Regions from separate parts of the Homo sapiens genome. Here region 1 is linked to region 2. Evidence: chromatin loops called from intact Hi-C (ENCODE). Cell type or tissue: A673. All regions are shown on one strand. Each heading gives the region's core, and the rest is flanking DNA. Links, peaks and the distances in the headings are about the cores only. Region 1 has its middle 130 kb from the start of LINC02931. Region 2 holds the start of ZIC3 (Zic family zinc finger 3).

Region 1 (9,205 bases), core at 3,484-5,983, 140 kb after region 2:
ATGCCAGCATATGAGGTGTCCGTTGACCCCTGCTGGGAGGTGTCTCCCAGTCAGGAGGCACGGCGGTCAGGGACCCACTTGAGGAGGCAGTCTCTCCCTTAGCAGAGCTCAAAGGCTGTGCTGGGAGATCTGCTGCTCTCTTCAGAGTCAGCAGGCAGGAAGGTTTAAGTCTGCTGAAGCCGCACCCACAGCCACCCCTTCCCCCAGGTGCTCTGTCCCAAGGAGATGGGAGTTTTATCTATAAGCCCCTGACTGGGGCTGTTGCCTTTCTTTCAGAGATGCCCTGCCCAGAGAGGAGGATCTAGAGAGGCAGTCTGGCTACAGCGGCTTTGCCAAGCTGCGGTGGGCTCTGCCTGGTTCAAACTTCCTGGTAGCTTTGTTTACGCTGTGAGGGGAAAACCGCCTACTCAAGCCTCAGTAATTGCGGACGTCCCTCCCCCCACCACCAAGCTTGAGTGTCCCAGGTCCACTTCAGACTACTGTGCTGGCAGCGAGAATTTCAAGCCAGTGGATCTTAGCTTGCTGGGCTCTCTGGGGGTGGGATCTGCTGAGCTAGACCACTTGGCTCCCTGGTTTCAGCCCCCTTTCCAGGGGAGTAAATGGTTCTGTCTCGCTGGTGCTCCAGGCACCACTGAGGTATGAAAAAAAACTCCTGCAGCTAGTTCAGTGCCCAAATGGCTGCCCAGTTTTGTGCTTGAAACCCAGGGCACTGGTGGTGTAGGCACCCAAGGGAATCTCCTGGTCTGCATGTTGAAGACCGTGGGAAAAGCATAGTATCTGGACCGGAATGCACCCTTCCTCATGGCACTGTCCCTCATGGCTTCCCTTGACTATGGGGAGGGAGTTCCTAGACCCTTTGCACTTCCGGGGTGAGGTGATGCCCCATCCTGTCTTGGCTCACCCTCCATGGGTTGCACCCACTGTCTAACCAGTCCCAATAAGATGCGCTGGGTACCTTAGTTGGAAATGCAGAAATCGCCTGCCTTCTGTGTTGATCTCCCTGGGAGCTGCAGACCGGAGCTGCTCCTATTCGGCCATCTTGCCAGTCAGCCAAACCAAGATTTTTAAAGGCCCTTTTTTCCAGTCCTGAGACACTTTTATTTTGGGGGGACTCCATGGTTGTCAAACATATCAATATGTCCTCTCTTGAGAGTGTGTGTGAGCTGTCTTTGTGTTTACTTTCAAGAGAAAATGACTATTCTCATTTTCTAGATCTCCACTTGAGCCCTATTCCAATGTGATTATGCCCACCATTCTTGCCTGTACCTACCATTGTCACCTCCAAATCTGGAAATAGGGTTTGAGAGTGACGAGTGTGCCCTCTGCTGACTGGATGTCTGCTCTGCAGTCATGTCCAAACAACTCATACTTGCACATTTAGAGCCTCAGCTACCTGAGAGATACCTTACATGGAACCAAGGCAAGAACAAGAATTTATTTATCTCTTATAAAGACTCTTAAAATGTTATGGCAAATCAATGTCTTTGATACTTTGTATTAGTCCTTATAATGAGGAAAGAAGCTATTATTAAAGAAGTTTCCAAGTTCTGATTTTCTACATATTTTTTCAGAAAACTACATTTCTAACATTTACCATCCTCCCACTCTACATAAAAAGTTAAAACATATAAACAGTGCTTTAAAATGTGGACTATAACTCAGTACAATAACAAGCTTTTAAAATAGAACTTAAAAGGAGCCCCTTTTCTGAGAGCATGAAAAGTAATTGGAAATACATTTTGAGTGCTTCCTAGATCCCTAGCTCTCCTGGGGTGTGCTTTAGGATGTGTCACTTTTCTCACATGCCTCTTCCTACCCTCCCCCCACCAGAGCTGCCTTGGGAGCTGCAAGCCTCTCATTCTCAAGCCTTTTCAGCTGGAGGCCTGGCTGCACTCTCCCAGCATTGCTTTCTATCAGGGCCTCTCCTTTCCCACTCCCTTTCTCATATTCTCTCTCTCTTTCTTTCTTTCTCTTATTTCTTTCCTTCCTTCCTTCCTTTCTTTATTTCTCTTTTTTCTTTCTTTTTCTTTCTTCTTTCTCTTTCTTTTTTCTCTTTCTTTCCTTTCTTTCTTTCTCTTCCTTCCCTCCCTCCCTCCTTCCCTCCTCTTTCTTTCTTTCTTTTCCTTCCTTCTCTCCCTCCCTCCCTTCTTTCTTTCTTTCTCTCGTCTCTCTCTTTCTTTCCTTTCTTTCGCTTTCTCCCTCCCTTCCTTTTTTTATTCCTTTCCTCCTTCCTTGCTTTCTTTCTTCTTCTCTTTCTTTCTTTCTTTCCTTCCTTCCTTCCTTCTCACTCTTTTTCTCTTCCTTTCTTTCTTTTCCTTCCTTCCTTCTTTCTTGCTGTCTTTCTCTTCCTTCCTTCCTTTGTTCTTCCTTCCTTCCCTCCCTCCCTCCTTTGTTTCTCTCTTTCCTTTCTTTCTTTCTCCCTTCCTTCCTTTCTTTCTTCCTTCCCTCCCTCCTTCCTGTCTTTCTATTTCTTTCTTTCTTTTTCTTTCCCCTTTCTCTCTTTTCTTTCTTCTTTTTCTTTTTTTTCTTTCTTCACTGCCTGAGATCAAGAGAGGCACCTCTAAAGCTACATACAACCCCACAAAGACAGACCTTGGTGCTGACACTGGAATTTGTTTGCCACCTGCAGAGAAAAGTAGATACCACTAAGGAACAAACATCAACCCATTTGAAAGTCTCTAGGAGCTCAGTGTTAGAATTAAGGCATAGATCTAGTTGGGAATGGGGCTGGATGGGGGTTGGAATCTCATGATTCTCTGCACATTCTCTTCAACCACCTGGGAGAGTTGGCAAATCCACATTCCTGCTTGGGATTCTGACTCAAGTGTAACTGTAGTTTGATTCCTCATGAAGGACAGGAAATGTCCCAGAGAGATTTAGAGAGATAGGGAGGGAGATAGAGAGGGAACAGGAGATGATAGGGAGGGAGCAGGGGATAGAGATAGAGAGGGAGCAGGGGATGCCTCAGGATTAGGTTTGAGCAAGAGAAGAAACAAAGGAAACCTTCAGACCAAGAAGGTGAAATAAGCCCAGGAAGATCCAGGAGGAAGAAGGAACATGAGAGTAGCTCCAGAATGGTGAACAAAACCTGAGTTCTTATTCAACCTGAAACACAGGAGAATAAGGGCTTGCCCCAGTCACTGCTCCAACTTACACCTTTGTTACCAGGTGGCAAACAGCGGCCACCTTTAACTCCCAGCCAAGCAGCCTGTGGTCACTGCTTCTGAACCTACTGAGGAGCCGTCCAAAAACTGTGTTAGAAAGGACAACTGTTACGATTCATGTTGACAATATTTCAAGATATGGGGCCAGTTGCCAGGTACAAATCCAGATATGTTAAGGAATGGTAGAAAAACTTGAATCCAATGTCCAACCCAGATTTTTTTTTCCTATTTAATTAGAAGCTGGAAAAGACCATCAAGGGAAAGCTTAACATCATTGTCCTTGGTGAGAAAAACTTAGCCCTGGGTTGAAGAAAAGATTTTGCTGCGGGAGGTGGGAATGGGGTTGGGCGGGTGGGTGTGTGAGGTGAAGCTGAGAGTTGGTTGCTGCTGCTCGTTTCCGGAGGAGGTGGGAAGTATTCCAGCCACAGCTCAAGGCACTCCGGGGACAGTTAGAGGGGTAGCATTCCCCAACTCCCCACCCCCTCCCCCGCCCCCTCCCCCGCCCCGGGAGGACGCGCCGCTCGTAAACTTAGTGCTGTTGTTCCTTTGGGTAGAGGTTTCCTGGATTTGGCGACAATTGGCGACCTGAGGGTGGGGGGTGGGGCGCGGAGGTGTGGGCCCTGAGAGAGTGTGTGTGAGCAAACGTCCCAAGCTACTAAGAGGTGGGATTTGTCTTCTCAATTTGTGGAGATAGGCTTTAATTTTGCCCAGCGAAGTTACGCCAACCTGATCAGTTTTTAACAGATGTTCCTAAGGTGTCGCTGGGGAACTTCAGGTCCACTTTCTCCACAAATGACGTAGAGAGTGCCAGGCTCTATGAGAATCGCGAGCATTCAAAATCTCTGATTACTGCACTTGGGCTGGGCTTGGGTGAGGTTTCTTCGGTTGCATTCCCCCCACGGCCCCAGACCTGATCCACTGCTTCCCACCCCATCCCCTGGGCCAGGCAGGTGCCTGCGTGGTGCAAACCCCAACCCCAACAACCCCCTCCCCCGCTCTACCTGTACCCCTGCGTCCCCGGAACCCTGGACTGGTCCGCATACTGAGTGCGTTGCGCGGTCTCTGTTGATTTAATACAAGTGCACCGTGAACGCGGAAAAATAAATAGCAGGAAAGACTTTTCTCCGTAGTGAAAAGTCTTTTCGAATAAATAAAAAGAGGCTGAGTTTTCACTGTTGAATGTAAATTCCTTTGAAGTGGAACTAATCATTTCAAGGATAGTTCACGTTGTCCTAACAACGCGGGTGAATGGCAAGAGCCCTTCTTTTTGTTAAAGATATGTTTTCTTTCTTTCAGTCAAAACTGATGATGATAACCCTTTCACGCTCTGTCCTCCAGGATCGTAAATCTCCACTCCCAGCTACCTAAATCGCACTTTCAGAAGCCAAGCCCCAGCGGGTGACCGCTTCTCAGACGGGGACCGGAGCACACCAGCTTCCCTCGGCCTCCCCGGCCCCCACCCCTGGGCTCCCCGCGCCCGTCGGAACCTTTCAGGGCCCACCTCCAGACCGTAGGGGGCGCTGCGGCAGGGGGAGCGGGCCGCCTGGATTGGGGTTGCAGCTGATCCCTGGGGAAGGGGGAAGTCTTGGGGTGCGAAGGCTGCAACTTCAAACTAAGCGGGATGCCGCGAGCTCCATACCCTCTAAGGCCCCTGTCAATCTCCTGGCCCCAGGAATGTGGAAAGTGTTCACAAAGGCTGAGTGTCCCTCTCCCGCCTTTATCAGCAGCTGGTGCCCACTTATTGGGAAGAAAAGGTCATCCCGAAACAATCCCGGCTGGCCAAGCTCAGATTCTAACTTTTCTCTCCCAACGGGCGCCTCCCTCAACAATCCCGAAGATCCTTGTGGCCCATGCCCCGTGGCCTCCCTAGCCCGCGGCGCTGTAGCCCACCCCTTCCTCGACGCCCCGGGCCCTTGCGGCCGCCGTTTGTGATGAACAGGAGGGGAGGGCTCGGACTTGCGACCCAAGAAAGTGTACTTGTCACATGGAGCGGGAGAGAGTTGCTTCCAGTTCACCTACTCCAGGACCCAGAGGTGAGGGAAGGGGCCCAGACATCCATGAGACCTCTCTTGGGTCCCAGAAACGCTAACCCTGGGGTCAAGGACATCTAGCTGGGTTCCCCCGTGCTAGGGCGAGATGGCCTAGCCCTTCCTCGTTCTGGGTCCCGAAAAACATAGGAAAAGCCCGCATCAAAGCAAAAGGGGAAGTTCTTCGGGCCGAACAACGAATACGGCGGGCCATGAGCAGCGGCAAGGGTGGGCCAGCGCCGGACACGTTCTGATAGAGCGTGGTGTCGGAGCTCCCTGGAAGAAGCAGGCTGGGCACTTAGTGTCCAGTTTCCACCCAGAACAAGGTGGCATTCTGGCGGCCCGGCCCAGGCAGGCCCTGCTGGCTTCCCAGCCCCCCTCCCCCCGGGCTGGGGGTGGAGCGCTGTACAGTTGCAAATGTCGAAACGGAAAGCGAGGGGCTGGTCTCTTCGCCTTCATTCGCGCCTGCTTTTGCCTCTTGGGGAGATAATTTGGCCTCGGTCAGACCCCAGCGTTGACCATTTGCATTTGCCTGGGTGTTAAGCGTTTCGCCACATCCTCGGGTGAGGACCCGCCTTCGCGCTGCGGGCGGTCTCTTCAAGGCGCAGAGCGGGTGCGGCCTCCCAGAAGTGGGCTGAGAGGGTGGAGGGGGCATCCCTCCGGCCCCCGTCTCCCACGCACTCTGGCTTGTGGGTTCTGGCGGCGCCCGACACCCGAGTCAGCATGACCACCCTTGCACCGCTGTCTCCTGCGGGCACTTTGGGACCCAGATTAGGGGGACCCGCGACCCGGGAGGAAGAACTCAGGGAAAGTTCATCTGCAGGGCAACTCCGAGGAGCTTGGAGCCACTCGCTAGCTCAGCTAGGGCTCTGATTATTCAAAAGAGGTCTTCTTTCTTTAAAACAAAACGAAACAAAAATTTCAAACTCGAGCAGGAGACTGTGCTCCGCCAACTAGGAGATATGGGCGGGGCCCGGCGGCAGTTTCTGCCTTGTATCCCTATGCTCCGGGGGGAATATTTGGAGGGCTTTGGGGCAAACTGGGGACAGTTTTGCGGGAATCTGCCTTCTCCTTTCCGACGAGCCGTGCTTGTTGATGGCCCAGGGTAGCCAGGGCATTGTTGGCACGTTGCTGTCAAGGGTCCGATCTCAGTTTCCACATCTGTTAAGAGGGAGCAATAATACCTCCCACCGTTGCTTGGAGAAAGGGAACTGTTGTGAAGCACTGGGTCTGGCACACAGTAGGTGTTCAGAAAAGTCTTATTCCCTCTCTGTACCCTTCATGCACGCCCGGCCCTTTAACTCGCCGACGTGGCTGGCCAGAAAGGTTGAAAAGGAAAACCCCCGTGAGGCCGAAGGCGGCTTTATTGTCCGTATATTCTTGCTTGTGGGGTGAGCTCGGGACCCGAACCTTGGAGACCCTGGCCCGCACGCGGAGTGGCGTAGTGCTAGCTACCGCAGCCCTCTCCCCTGGCCTCAACTGGGACCTGGGCGCCGGGACTCAGGGGAGAGCCGCCTGGGGGCCCCTCCTAGCCTCTGGGCCTCTAGCCGGATAAAGAGGTTTAGAGGCCATCGTCGAGCACTTCAGGAAGCGAGGGAACAGGATCCGGAGGCAGCGCCCTGTGCAACTTTGGCAACTCGGAGGACGCGGGCGGCCCGCGCACTGACCCTCTCCTTGGCCCACGTTTGCCCCTGAATTGCGCTCAACCGACTGCCGGGGCCCGAGGCTGGGAGCGGCAGCCTGCGCCTCGTTTAGCCGGGCTGGCGGCTAGCGGCCGACGCCGACGGGAGGGAGGGACTATCTGGCTGCTCGTTCCCGCCACGGAGCTGCCTCTGTGGAGGTAACATCTGTGCCCACCCCCTCCCCCATCCCCTTCCTCCCTCCAAGCCACCTCTATTTTTTTTTTTTTAAAGAAAGAAAACGAAAAACCAACCTTCCTTTCCCTCCACAATAGAAGCACCAGGGGGCCTTTCACTTGGCCAATCTCAGGAGTTTCATATGAACTTCATTAAATCAATTACTCGGTGAACACATCACAATTTATTTGCAATTAGTATCAAAATGTCTTACTTTTCTTAATAGGTCGGAGCAGATGTAGCTACAGAAGGGACAACGCGTTTTCGTGAAATCTATCTCTTGCAACATATTAAATTTTCTGGTCAGAAGAGAAGGGGAAATTCAAAGGCAGTTTAGAGAAGTAAAAAAAAAAAAAACAAAAAACAAACAAAAAAAAACACGCTGGAGACAAATGCGATCCGTGCAGGTGTTGGAGCAGCTTGCGTTATAATTGTTATCTAGCGAAAAGGTTGTCTTTATTATCCGTAATGATCGAACAAAAGTCACCGTAATTAAACGTCTGGTTTTCTCCTATGACTGAGAGGTGCGTGTCTGAAAGGCGCCGGGTACAGCGAGGGACTTCAGAAATGGTTAACAAGACGCCCCGTTCTTTGAATAGTGGCTTTGTCTTAATGGGGGTGGGGGGGTGGGGAGAAGAGACAGAAAGAGAGAGAGAACAGTTATCTAATTTTCATTGCCCCAAACCAGAGATTTATTGATTGCGACAACAGTTTTATTGTACTCAGGGAGGGGGTTGCTGCAGGTTTATAGAAACTGATTTACTTTCGTTTGGATGTAAAATCATATGCAACAGTCTCCCGTTGGAAGGTTGGACCTCAGCTCCTGTTAATACCATTAGTGACACAGGATCGAATTTCAAATGAAGCCTGGTGACAATTACAGACGGAAACAGATGCCCTTGGAAATTTAGGTCAAGTGTTCAAGATTCTAGTTTCATGGTCAAGGTTGTCTTGGGGGAAACCTTGAGGAGAGGCTCATAAATCTTTCTTCCTCTCTGAATTGGGGATGAGCCTTCCAGGGGCGTGATTCGTGGAAGAGGGGGGCAGAAAATTTAATTAGAGGGTTCTCAGGTCACCGAAAAAAGAAGACATGCCGGAGTGTTGTAAAACTGGGCAAGTGTGCTGGGCTGGACTGCGTGTGTGTGTGTGTGTGTGTGTGTGTGTGTGTGTGTGTGTGTCAGAGGCGAGCTACTCCTGGGGGCACTGGGTGAAGAACTGCGCGGGCCAGAGCTGCAAAAACCTAGATTCCCGCGTCCCATTTAGTGCCCAGCAAGCATACACAGCCACTGTCCCTTAGCCTCTGAGCCTTATTTTTATTCATCGGCAAAATGGGAAACACGGCTCCGGCCTGGTCTTTCTGGAAGACTGGTGGCGAGGATTAAGTGTGATAACGAATTTGAGAGCGTCTAGGCTTTTAAGTAGAAGGTACCATTATGAGAGTGCACCTCCTCCCTTTGCGTTTTAATCCGTTGCCCCTCTGCTAAGTGACAAAGACAGGCTGTCTCTGCTCCTTCTCCATGCGGGAACCTTCTTTGAGAGCTGCCCGCTCTGGCTCTGGCAGCACCCGCGTCTTCCTTCGGGGTAGAAAATCATGTCTTTCCACCCGGCTGTCATCCCAACCGGCGTCTTTAAGCGTGGCAGTCTTCGGGGTTTATGTCCCTCTGGTGGGTGTTTTCCACTTGACAACTCTTTTAAAGACGTAAAACCATATTTTATTTACTGCCTACTATAAATTATTTACTAGCAGGCTGAGGTAATTCCATTAAAGCCACACGGTTTGTTTATACTAAATAGTTATCTGGGGACTCCTTGCTCTCCTTAGAGCTGCGAGGCTCCGGGAAGGTGGGGACCGTTCGCGCGCGCGAGATACCCACAGTAAGAACAGGGATCCATTGGTAAGGAAAACGGCTATATTTCTCTTGAGGATTAATTAGAAATTAAATACAATGTAACGATCGTCGTTTTTGTTTGGTGTGAGGTGCCACTCCCAGCTCCATTTCCTCACCTTCCGTCCTCGTCCCCCTCTCCCCGCCCCCCGCCCCCGGGCCCCCGCCCCCCGTCCTCCACCTCCGGTATGGACTGGCTCACACTTGGTAGCAAGATAACTTCTTTAAAGGAACTAACTCGACATTAGTTAGCATCAATCAGACTTGGGTGA
Region 2 (9,205 bases), core at 173-2,672:
AGGTTCTCAGAACGGGCAAAGATCTTCCCGCAGCCCGGGAAGGGGCATGGGAAGGGCTTCTCGCCCGTGTGCACTCGGATGTGGTTGACCAGTTTGTACTTCGCCTTGAAAGACTTGCCCTCCCGGGGGCACTCCTCCCAGTAGCAGACGTGGTTGTTCTGCTCCGGGCCCCCCACATGCTCCATGGTGACATGTGTCACCAGCTCATGCATGGTGCTGAAGGTCCGGTCGCAGCTCTTCTTGGGCCGGCTCAGCTGAGCCTCGTCGATCCACTTGCACGACAGCTCCTGCTTGATAGGCTGCCGCATATAACGGAAGAAGGCGCCGGGCCCGTGGTGGGCCGCCACGTTCACTCCCATGTTCATGTTCATGGGGCTGTAGTTAGGAAACTGAGCGCCGGCCGCGTAGGGGTCCGTGCGCGGGCTGGCCACTGGGCGGTATGGGTCAGCACGGCCGAACAGCTCCCCACGCAGCCCCAGGTGGACCTGGTTGTTGTCCACGTGCCCTGTGGGCGACGGGTGCCCAGCGCCCTGCTCATGCAGCCCGGGAAACAGCAAGTAGCTAGGGGGCTCGGGGATGCCAGCTGGAGCATGCAGGCTGCTCGCCGAGCCGGCGAAGAGCCCGTGCTGCCCGCCACCCGAGGCCGCCTCACTGAGCCCGGAGCTGCGCTGGCGGAACAGAAACTCGCGCGTTGAGTTGAAGGCGGCAGAGGCAGCGCCACCGTAGCTGGGCACCTGGCTGGTGTGGTGATGATGGTGATGGTGGTGGTGATGGTGGCCCAGGGCGTTGGCGTAGCCCGAACCCTGCGGCGTGAAAGCCGAGCTCTGGCCTGAAGATAGATCGTGCGCCGCGGCAGGGCTCAGCTTGAAGGCAGCGGCGGCGGCGGCGGCGGCGGCGGCGTGGGTTGAGTCCCCGAAGGGATTCAGCCCCATGCCTGCCGGCTCACGGTTGGGCATCTCGTGGTGGCGCGGCGCGCCGAAGCTGCCCACTCCCAGCCCAGGGAACTGCGGGCCTCCGTCCAGGAGCATCGTCATGGGTGGGACGTTCTGGGCACAGGCGATCCGGCCGAAGTGAGAGAGGGTACCGGCGAAGGAGGAGATCTCCGAAGTGCCGTAGTCGGAAAGGGGTGGCGGCGGTTGGACACTGCGGGGAGACCCCCAAGGCGCTACCAGGGGCTGCAACTTTCCGTCACTGCAAGAGTCTCCTGCAGAGGGATAGGAGGGAGGAGGGGAAGAAAGAGCAGGGAGGGGGTGTTGGCGGGGGGAGGAGGAGGGAGGAGAAGGGAGGAGAAAAGACTCGGACTAGATCTGGTTTAACAAACTAACAGGCGCGCACAAAGAAAAATAAGCAAAATAGTAAGTGGAGGGCGGAGTTTGCCAATCCTGTCCCGGGCACCCCTCCTCTCCCCGAGTGCACAGAACCGCGGGGCCAGGAGGCTCCCTGGGTACCGGCCTCCGGGCTGGGCTGCGCCAAGTGGCGGAGCCGGCTAGCGGCCGGGCAGGCGGGCAGCGGGCAGTAGGCAGGCTCGTTACTCGCCGCTTGCCGCTCGCCGCGCGAGTCCCAGCCTCTTCGCCTCCAGAGTAATGTCCTTGGACTGATAAAGTCAATCACTCACTCCTCGCACATAAACCGAGCGGGAGGCCGCGAGGCGCGCGCCAATGGGGAGCCAGCTGGCCCGCGGTCACCTGACCTCCGGCCGGACTGCCCATTGGCCGCCGCGAGGCTGATTGGCAGCGCGGAGCGGAGAACATGGCAGCCGCGGCCGAGCGACCCCCGCTGATTGGGCAGCCGCCGGGTGCCTGGCAGGTGAGGCGGCGGCTGCCGGGCGGCCGCGAGTGGGCTCCACCGGGCTTGAGTGGCTGCGGGGAACTGGGGCCAGGCTCCAGCCGGCAAACGGCGGGACGCCGCCGGGACTCTCGCGGGCTTTCCCCCACCCCTCGCGGGCTCTTTGCCCCGCGAGGATCGGTCCCACTGCTGCGCCGATGGAGGAGACGCGGCGCTCAACGTCCAGTCCTGCTTGGGCCCCCGCTGCCTCACCACCTTGAGAACATGTCCCCTCTGTAGCTGCAGGGCGCAGATCCTGGGGAGAGCGCAGCAGTTTCGCGCTCCCGGTCCAGCCGCTGCGTCCACCTCCAATCACTGCGAGTTCTGATGGCCTCGAGGCCGGGACCCAGGCCGGGATAGTTCGCCGTTTGTGCCCCCAACCTGTCGGCAGCTGTCCGAGACCCAAAGGAGAAGAAACGATTACAATTAGAGCTGATCTCCGTTACTTCCGTCTGCGCCAAGCGTTGACCCTTTAGTTTGTGAGCAGCGGCCGTACTCGCCGCTGCCCACTTCCCGAATTACACACCGGGCACGACACAGCAAACATATACAACGCAGTAAACCCAAGCACACAGTAGGAAACAAGCACACAACACAGTAAACACAAGCGCACCACAGGAAACAAACACGACATATGAAATACGCACACAACACAACAAAGTAAGCACATACAACACAGTAACATAAACTACGCACAACACAGCAAACACAGAAACACAACTAAACACAACAGAGCAAATACACATAACAGCGAGCATACCCACAAATACAAAACATGCAAAGAACACTTTTAGCCAGTGTACGCAAAACATGCACACAACACACTAAACACATAATAAACACACTAGACACACACAGTATCAGGGTGGTTTCCAAATCACTAGGCTAATCAGCTTTGAATTCTCAACATTTTCAAATGCAAAAGTCGTGTTGGGGGTTGCTGATGCTGAATGGGGACTGTGACATGGAATTTTCTTTCCTCTGAACAGCCAAGGCTTTACTCTCTTCTACTCCTACCCGGAGAAGGTAAAGCATGTAGTGACCTCAGGGACTGCTTACCCCTTAAGGATTTACTTCCAGGGGTGTGTGTGAAAGTCCTCTCGCCTTCTGTCTGTTGCAAGGTCTTTCTGACATAATGACCAGGTTCAGACAAGGCTATAAATTCACTCATTTTTGTGTCCTGCAAGGCATTTGCAAAGAATGCAGAAGAGAGTGGAAAGAAAAGGCAGAGAGAAAGATGGCTGTGATTGTCACATCCCTAGCTGGGCCAAGCCCCAAAGTCTGCGCCTTGAGGCAGCCTCACAGCCTGGCCGCCATCTCTCTGTAGGAAATAGAACATCTGATCAAGTTCAGAGGCGCCAGGAGAGACCGCCTTAAGCAGCGCTTTATAACTGCAGCCTTTCACTTCCTGCTCCCCAGTCTGCCTGGCCCAGCCAACACTTCACCTTCTTTCTTAGCCAGTTTGCTGGGAGAACACCCTACCGGTAGCACATCTTACCGTATTCACCCCCTCCCATCAAACTCGCCCCAATTCTCTCTCCACATCCAGAGCTCTCTCCCCAGGTTGGAAGGTGAGTTCACTGCTGACTTAAATTATTGCGTCTGCCGAACATAGGCTCTCCAAGAATGGTTTCAGTGCCTCTCAGCAGAGGGTTTCTTTGGGGGGGTAGGGGGGCGCTGGTGTGTTCAGAGAACAAATATGCTTAAATCATGCAAATGAATCCCCTGGAGTCAGGTTTACAAAAAAGGAGGATTGCCTTTCTTCCCCCCCCCCCCCCCGCCCCACCTTTCTTTTCACTTTCTCCTTTATTTCCTCTCTTCCCTCTACCTCTCTTCACCTCCCACCAACCCCAACCGCCCTTGGCTAAGTAGTTGGTTTGAAAAAGTTTGGATTTCCTCACTGAGCTGGTCCCGCGGACAGCGGTTCTCGAGACTAGGGGACCGGGAAGGGGCGGCTGTCGAGCTCTGGCCGGGCCAGCGCTGATGCGAGAGTTTCCGGGGAGTCCCGCCAGGTACCCCGAGAATCGAGGGCCTTGCGCGATTGCAACTGGGTGAAGGGCTCAGAAGGGGGGCAGCCGAGGGAGCTCATCATGCCCCTATTTGGGAAGGGGTCTTGAGCTCAAGGCAGGGGGAAGTTGCCGCCGCTGACCTACCCGGTGCCCAGTGTCCGTTTTGATACGGCCACATTCCGATAATTAATTGCCTCCAGCACGTGCTCTGTAGTCCCTGGAACAAAAAGGCATAATTCAATTAGATCATCAACCGAGAAGTGGGGAGGTGGGGGCCGGGGGGGTGGATGCTTGTTAAGGGGGCAGACCTGAGGCGATTCAGCCAGGCCAAAATCCCGGGCAATGGAGCCCTTCACGGGACAGCCGGGCCCATCCTGAGAGTGCGGTTCTGAGGGGGTGTCGTTGTTCTGTGGGACGCAGGGGTCCCAGATGCGCGCAAAAGGACGAGGCTGGGGGCTTTGTGAACAGCAGGTCAGAGGCAGGCCATTTCTAAGTCGGTTTCAGTTGGTTTGAGTGGGAGTTTCCTTATTTGGGGAGGGGGACCCCTGACCCTTAAAAGAGGGTAGAAAGCAAAATCCCTCCAGATAAAGCTAGTTACTGCACATGAAAACAAAGTCCCCACCCCCAACAAAGCAAATCACTGCTGTTGGGGGGGAAAAATCGCGAAGTTTTTCTTATGACTTAGAGCTTCTCTCCTCCCCAAACTTGATTTTCAAGAGGAGACTCTGGGAACAACTTCGGGGAACAGGGCGCTTTGGGGAGCTGAGTCTGAGAACAGAGTGGTGGCAGAAGAGGGAAAGCTAAGAGGAGAAAAGTTTTTCCTACACACAGGCAGAGGTGAGGGGATGGAGACAACTCTCGTGTTTTCGTTTTTCAGGTGGAGACAGGAGTCACAGCTCTAGTCAGGGAGGACAACTCGAACCCAGGGGTCGTGGTTCTATAGCTGAGGCTCCCTCAGCAGCTTTGGCTTACTAGGGTTTACATGTGTAGTAGGCAACGTAAATTAACCAATAAATCTCTTTTATGTGTCCCCAAGTTGTATGTGGTCGGGTCTAAATATCCACATGTTTGTATGGATAGGAAATATAATGGGATCCTTTCCCTCACACTGAGTTCAAACGGTAAATAGGAAAAAGATTTATTTTTATGCCCAAATCTAAAGCAGTAAATAAAATCAGAAAAACTGATCACTTCTAAACCAGCAAAGCTTTTGAGCCCGATTTTTAGAATCCATCTTGAAGAAGCAGTAGGGAAACAGAACGTCCTGAGGGGCAGTAGGGTAGGACCGGGTTCTTCCTACAACCCAGAGCCCAACTCCACAGCACTTTTCTCTTCCGTCGAACCTCCGAAAAACAGAACATACACAGCACATTGTGTTATCATGCAGCATTTCTTTCTAAACACATTTTATGTGGTGGACATGAAATTATCCTGATTCGGTGACCTAGTAATTTTCTTTAAGTTCAAGGGAAACGCTGCGGTCTTTTCTTCTGTTTTGTATTTAGAAAAGACTTGCAATCTAACACTCGCAACATTTTAAAGGCCCTTTAAACCCAGCAAGCGGATTTCCGTTCTGCCAAGGCTTCCTGATTTATTTCAATAAATGAATCTTTGAATCCAGGAAGGGAATTATTCCAGGACGCTGAATTTGGTGCCCCTGTCTCTCCCTAGTGGAGCACAAAGTGTTTCTCATTGCAACATGTCCTTGAAACTCACCATTATTCGCCTTTTTTCCTGGTAAATGACACTTTCTTTACATAAATCCCCACCCTCTCTTCAGAGTCCCAGATCTTTTTAAAAGAAAAACTGCAAGTGGCAATAAAAAATGAAGGGGGAAGAAAGCTGGGAAAAGAATGCATTTTTAACTTCTCTTTATTTTTATGCTAAGATAAAGCACTTAATTGGCATCAGGGGCCAAGCTGAACTATCGATCTCCAGGACATGCTGACACACTTGCCAACCAAGTGTGTCTGCAGGTTGGTGAGCGTAAAATCACACAGCTCCAGATTTTATTGGCCACATCAGAATTTTCACTATGGTCCTATCATTTGACACATATTTTATAAGCCCTAAATACCTTTAAAATTCAATCGAGAATAAACAGATATTGTTAATTAACCCCCCCCCTTTTTTTTTTGCCTTTGTCCTCTGAAATACAAGGCATATTGTTACCCAATGTAATGAAATGCAAACCAGACAGGAATGAGACATTTTCATTGTACTTGTCAATCAGGGCTGTGCAGACAGATATATATACTTGAACTTCAGAGACATAGGCTGAAGTAAATAGGGCTGAACTTGAAGGAGGCAGGCAGGGACTTGAACTAGAACTATCAGAATCCAGTTTGGAATTATAAAGGGAGTCCCTGAAATATAGAAAATGCAGTGAACCACCCCACCCAAGTGGTAGGCAGTGGTCCTCAGGCAAATCTGAGTGAAAGGCTTATGACGAGCTGTGGCCTGCTAGGTTCTGCTGCCATGGAATACCTTTACCGCTCTGGGGGTGACTAGGTGTTAGCCCCCAGCTGCACTAGCAGTGGCTCCAGGTGCCAGGAGAGCAAGACACATTGAAAGAGGACTTCTTCCTTCCTTCTAGATCAGAACACCTTGTAGGTGGGGAGTGCCCAGGCAAGAGAAGAGGGGGATGCAGGCAGAGGCTGAGATACACAGTGACACATTTGATTTATGTTTACAGGTCCTTCCCCAGACACCTGAAGAGATGGGGGAAGGAGAATCAATTTGGAGAGCCAAGTTTGCCTGACATTTTGGAGCACACATTTACCCAGGACCCCAAGTTCCTTGTAGCTGCTAAATGCTGTACTAGTTCTAAAATGTAAATTAGCTTCAAGGCAAGTGGAGAGAAGCCTTAGACTATTCTGAGATATTTGTTCATTCATTTCTTTGCTTTGAGAAAGAATCCTCCCAACGTGATGGGAAAGATATCTCTGGGCCACATTATGGCTTCTGGCAGCAACTCTCATCCTTAGTGCCTAGATCTGGAGCCCCCACCAACCCTTTGTCCCCAAGTTACATTTCCTTAGTCCAGGCCTATTCCACCATTTCATCTTCTTTCTCCCTTCCTCGCTGAGGGGCAGAGGCCGCCTTTCTTTTGCCCAAGCTGAGAGGGAGAATTCCTGATCCCTAGGAAAAATGCTGTCTCCACTCCCAAGGAACTTTGTGTAGTTTAGGAATTGCATTTTGTAAAATCAAATTGCCTGTTGCAATTTGCACTTGGTTTGTGGTTATTCATCTAGTTATTTCCTAGTGAGGGGGTGGGAGGAAAGGGCTTTGACATTAAAACAAAGCATAGGGCCTCCCTTTCCTCCCTTTTTTCTTTCCCCACCAACAAGATAGAGTGGGAGTGAATTAGACTAACTGCTGGTTTGGACGTGAATGGCAGACTATGGTCTGCAAACTGGAGGCCAAATCTGGCCCATAGCCTGTTGTATTTGTATGGCCCCAGGAGCCAAGAATGGTTTTATTTTATTTTATTTTTAAAACATCTTTAAAGGGTTAGAGAGCAGAAGTAGAAAAAGAAGGACAAAAAAGGGGGGGAATTTATGCTACAGATACTGAATGTGGTTTGAAAACCCTAAAATAATATTTTATATCTGGCCCTTTACAGAAAAAGTTTGCCGACCCCTGGACTAGGGGTTGGACTGTAGTGTCAGCAGAGGCTAGGTATTCTTGACCAGTAGATTTTATCCACCATCACCCTCCTAGATTTCCAGCTTCATTTTGCATATGGCTTGATTTTTTTTCCCCCAGCCCCACATCTCAGTTATTTTTGGGGATACTTTTGGCTTTGGAGAAAGGGAAAAAGTAGTCAAGGGAGGAGGAGTCTCAGGAGAAAGAAGGGATGAGAAGAGAGGAAAAAGAGTTGTGAATATCTCAATCAGTGACTAGGTGACCTCTGACCCTGAGGGTGGTTTTATTGTCTTTCTTCTTTGGCTAGAGATACACAGTTTATTGACCCTTTCTGCGTGACTGAGCCCTCAGGGGCAACGACAGCTCCAAACCAAGCCAGGCATGTGAGGCCAGGAAGCCTGAGGGAAGTGACCCCAATTCCCTAGGCCTGAGGGGGTTGGAGGGACAGAGAGATGGACTCCCTCCCAACTCAACTGCCCCTCCTCAGTGAGGGCCTAGCGTTCACCCAGCTCCTCTTCTTGCCCAGAAACGCTACCCTCCCTTTCTTCCCAGGACAAATGCCATCAGCTGGTAGACTTGGGCAAAACATTTATGCTCCTTCTCTGCACTCTTCCCCTTTAAACTATAAAGATATGTTATTATAAAGATTCCAGGGTGGGCCAGGCATGGTGGCTCACGCCTGTAATCCCAGCACATTGGGAGGCCTAGGTGAGTGGATCACTTGAGGTCAGGAGTTCAAGACCAGCCTGGCCAACATGGTGAAACCGCATCTCTACCAAAATACAAAAATTAGCTGGGTGTGGTGGCAGGCACCTGTAATCCCAGCTATCAGGAGGCTGAGGCAGGAGAATCACTTGAACCCAGGAGGCGGAGGTTGCAGTGAGCTGAGATGGCGCCACTACACTCCAGCCTGGGCGACAGAGCAAGACTCCCTCTAAAATAAAAAAAGATTCCAGGGTGCTCCCAACAACCCAGCTTACTAACTACTACCTTAGCTCATCCCCTTAGGTATGTCTCCCCTCTCCTTCATCTTTCCTTCCACTCCGGCCCTATCAGGAATTTCTCTATAAGGCTGCATAATCCTCAACCCTTGCCCCTCAGACTCAGCTTTGGTAGATTACACTTCACCTTTTGAACCTGGTCCAGACTGGCAAACAATTCTTTCAGACCCAAATAGCCACTCACACAAGTAATGTTGCCAAATTTAGCACATCAAAAACTCAGGACGCTCAGTTACATTTGAATTTCAAATAAACGATTTTTTCTTAGTTTAAGTATGTCCCAGTTATTGCCTGGGAGATACTTATACTAAAATATTCTTTATTGGCAATTCAGATTTTATAGGACATTATGTATCTTATATGGCACTCCTACTTTCAGGAGTATGGTCTAGCCAGGCTAAATTGTCACACCCAATGGAGCTCTCACCAAAGTGTAGCCTGACTTTGTGCCACTTGCCAAAGTGTTTTCCAAAAGCTCCATTTGTGGGAAAGTCAACTTGGGGACAGGGTGGCCCTGAAGGCCCAAGAAAAGCCCCTGGTGAAATTTCTGTTCTGGCTCAGCGGGCCTGTCCTTTCTCATCAAGAGGCCCAGGAGCTACCCTGGCTAGATTGTTACCACAGGACTGGCAGCGGGGCGCTGTTCCCAAACAGTGACTAATTGTGCCTGCTCCTGTCCTAGCCCCTGAAGGAAAGCCCCTTGTGCTACTCACCATGAGTAGCACA

Evidence for each region. Peaks named below come from ENCODE experiments on the same cell type or tissue, not always from the same donor. Only the 100,000 strongest peaks of a DNase experiment are listed, where the experiment ranks them.
Region 1: a loop joins it to region 2, with 5 times the contacts of the local background. A loop is called at or near these places in 3 of 110 quality-filtered maps.

The regions. Positions count from the first base shown.
Region 1 is chrX:137,424,927-137,434,131 of GRCh38, reverse strand. No RefSeq gene overlaps it. Among named protein-coding and RNA genes, the nearest start is that of LINC02931, 130 kb to the left of the region's middle. RefSeq lists enhancers at 5,385-6,311, 6,312-7,239. In A673, for the core only: a CTCF peak has its summit at 4,674 (motif pointing right); no DNase peak of the experiment used is centred there; H3K4me3 peaks cover 309 bases; H3K27me3 peaks cover 314 bases.
Region 2 is chrX:137,558,521-137,567,725 of GRCh38, reverse strand. It overlaps ZIC3 (Zic family zinc finger 3), which reads right to left and starts at 1,599. Exons shown (of 3, transcript NM_003413.4): 1 at 1-1,599. The coding sequence starts at 1,034. LINC02931 (long intergenic non-protein coding RNA 2931) reads left to right here and starts at 3,242. Exons shown (of 3, transcript NR_186571.1): 1 at 3,242-3,395; 2 at 6,529-6,682. RefSeq lists an enhancer at 613-1,198. In A673, for the core only: no CTCF peak of the experiment used is centred there; DNase peaks (open chromatin) are centred at 1,275 and 1,675; H3K4me3 peaks cover 2,227 bases; H3K27ac peaks cover 2,151 bases.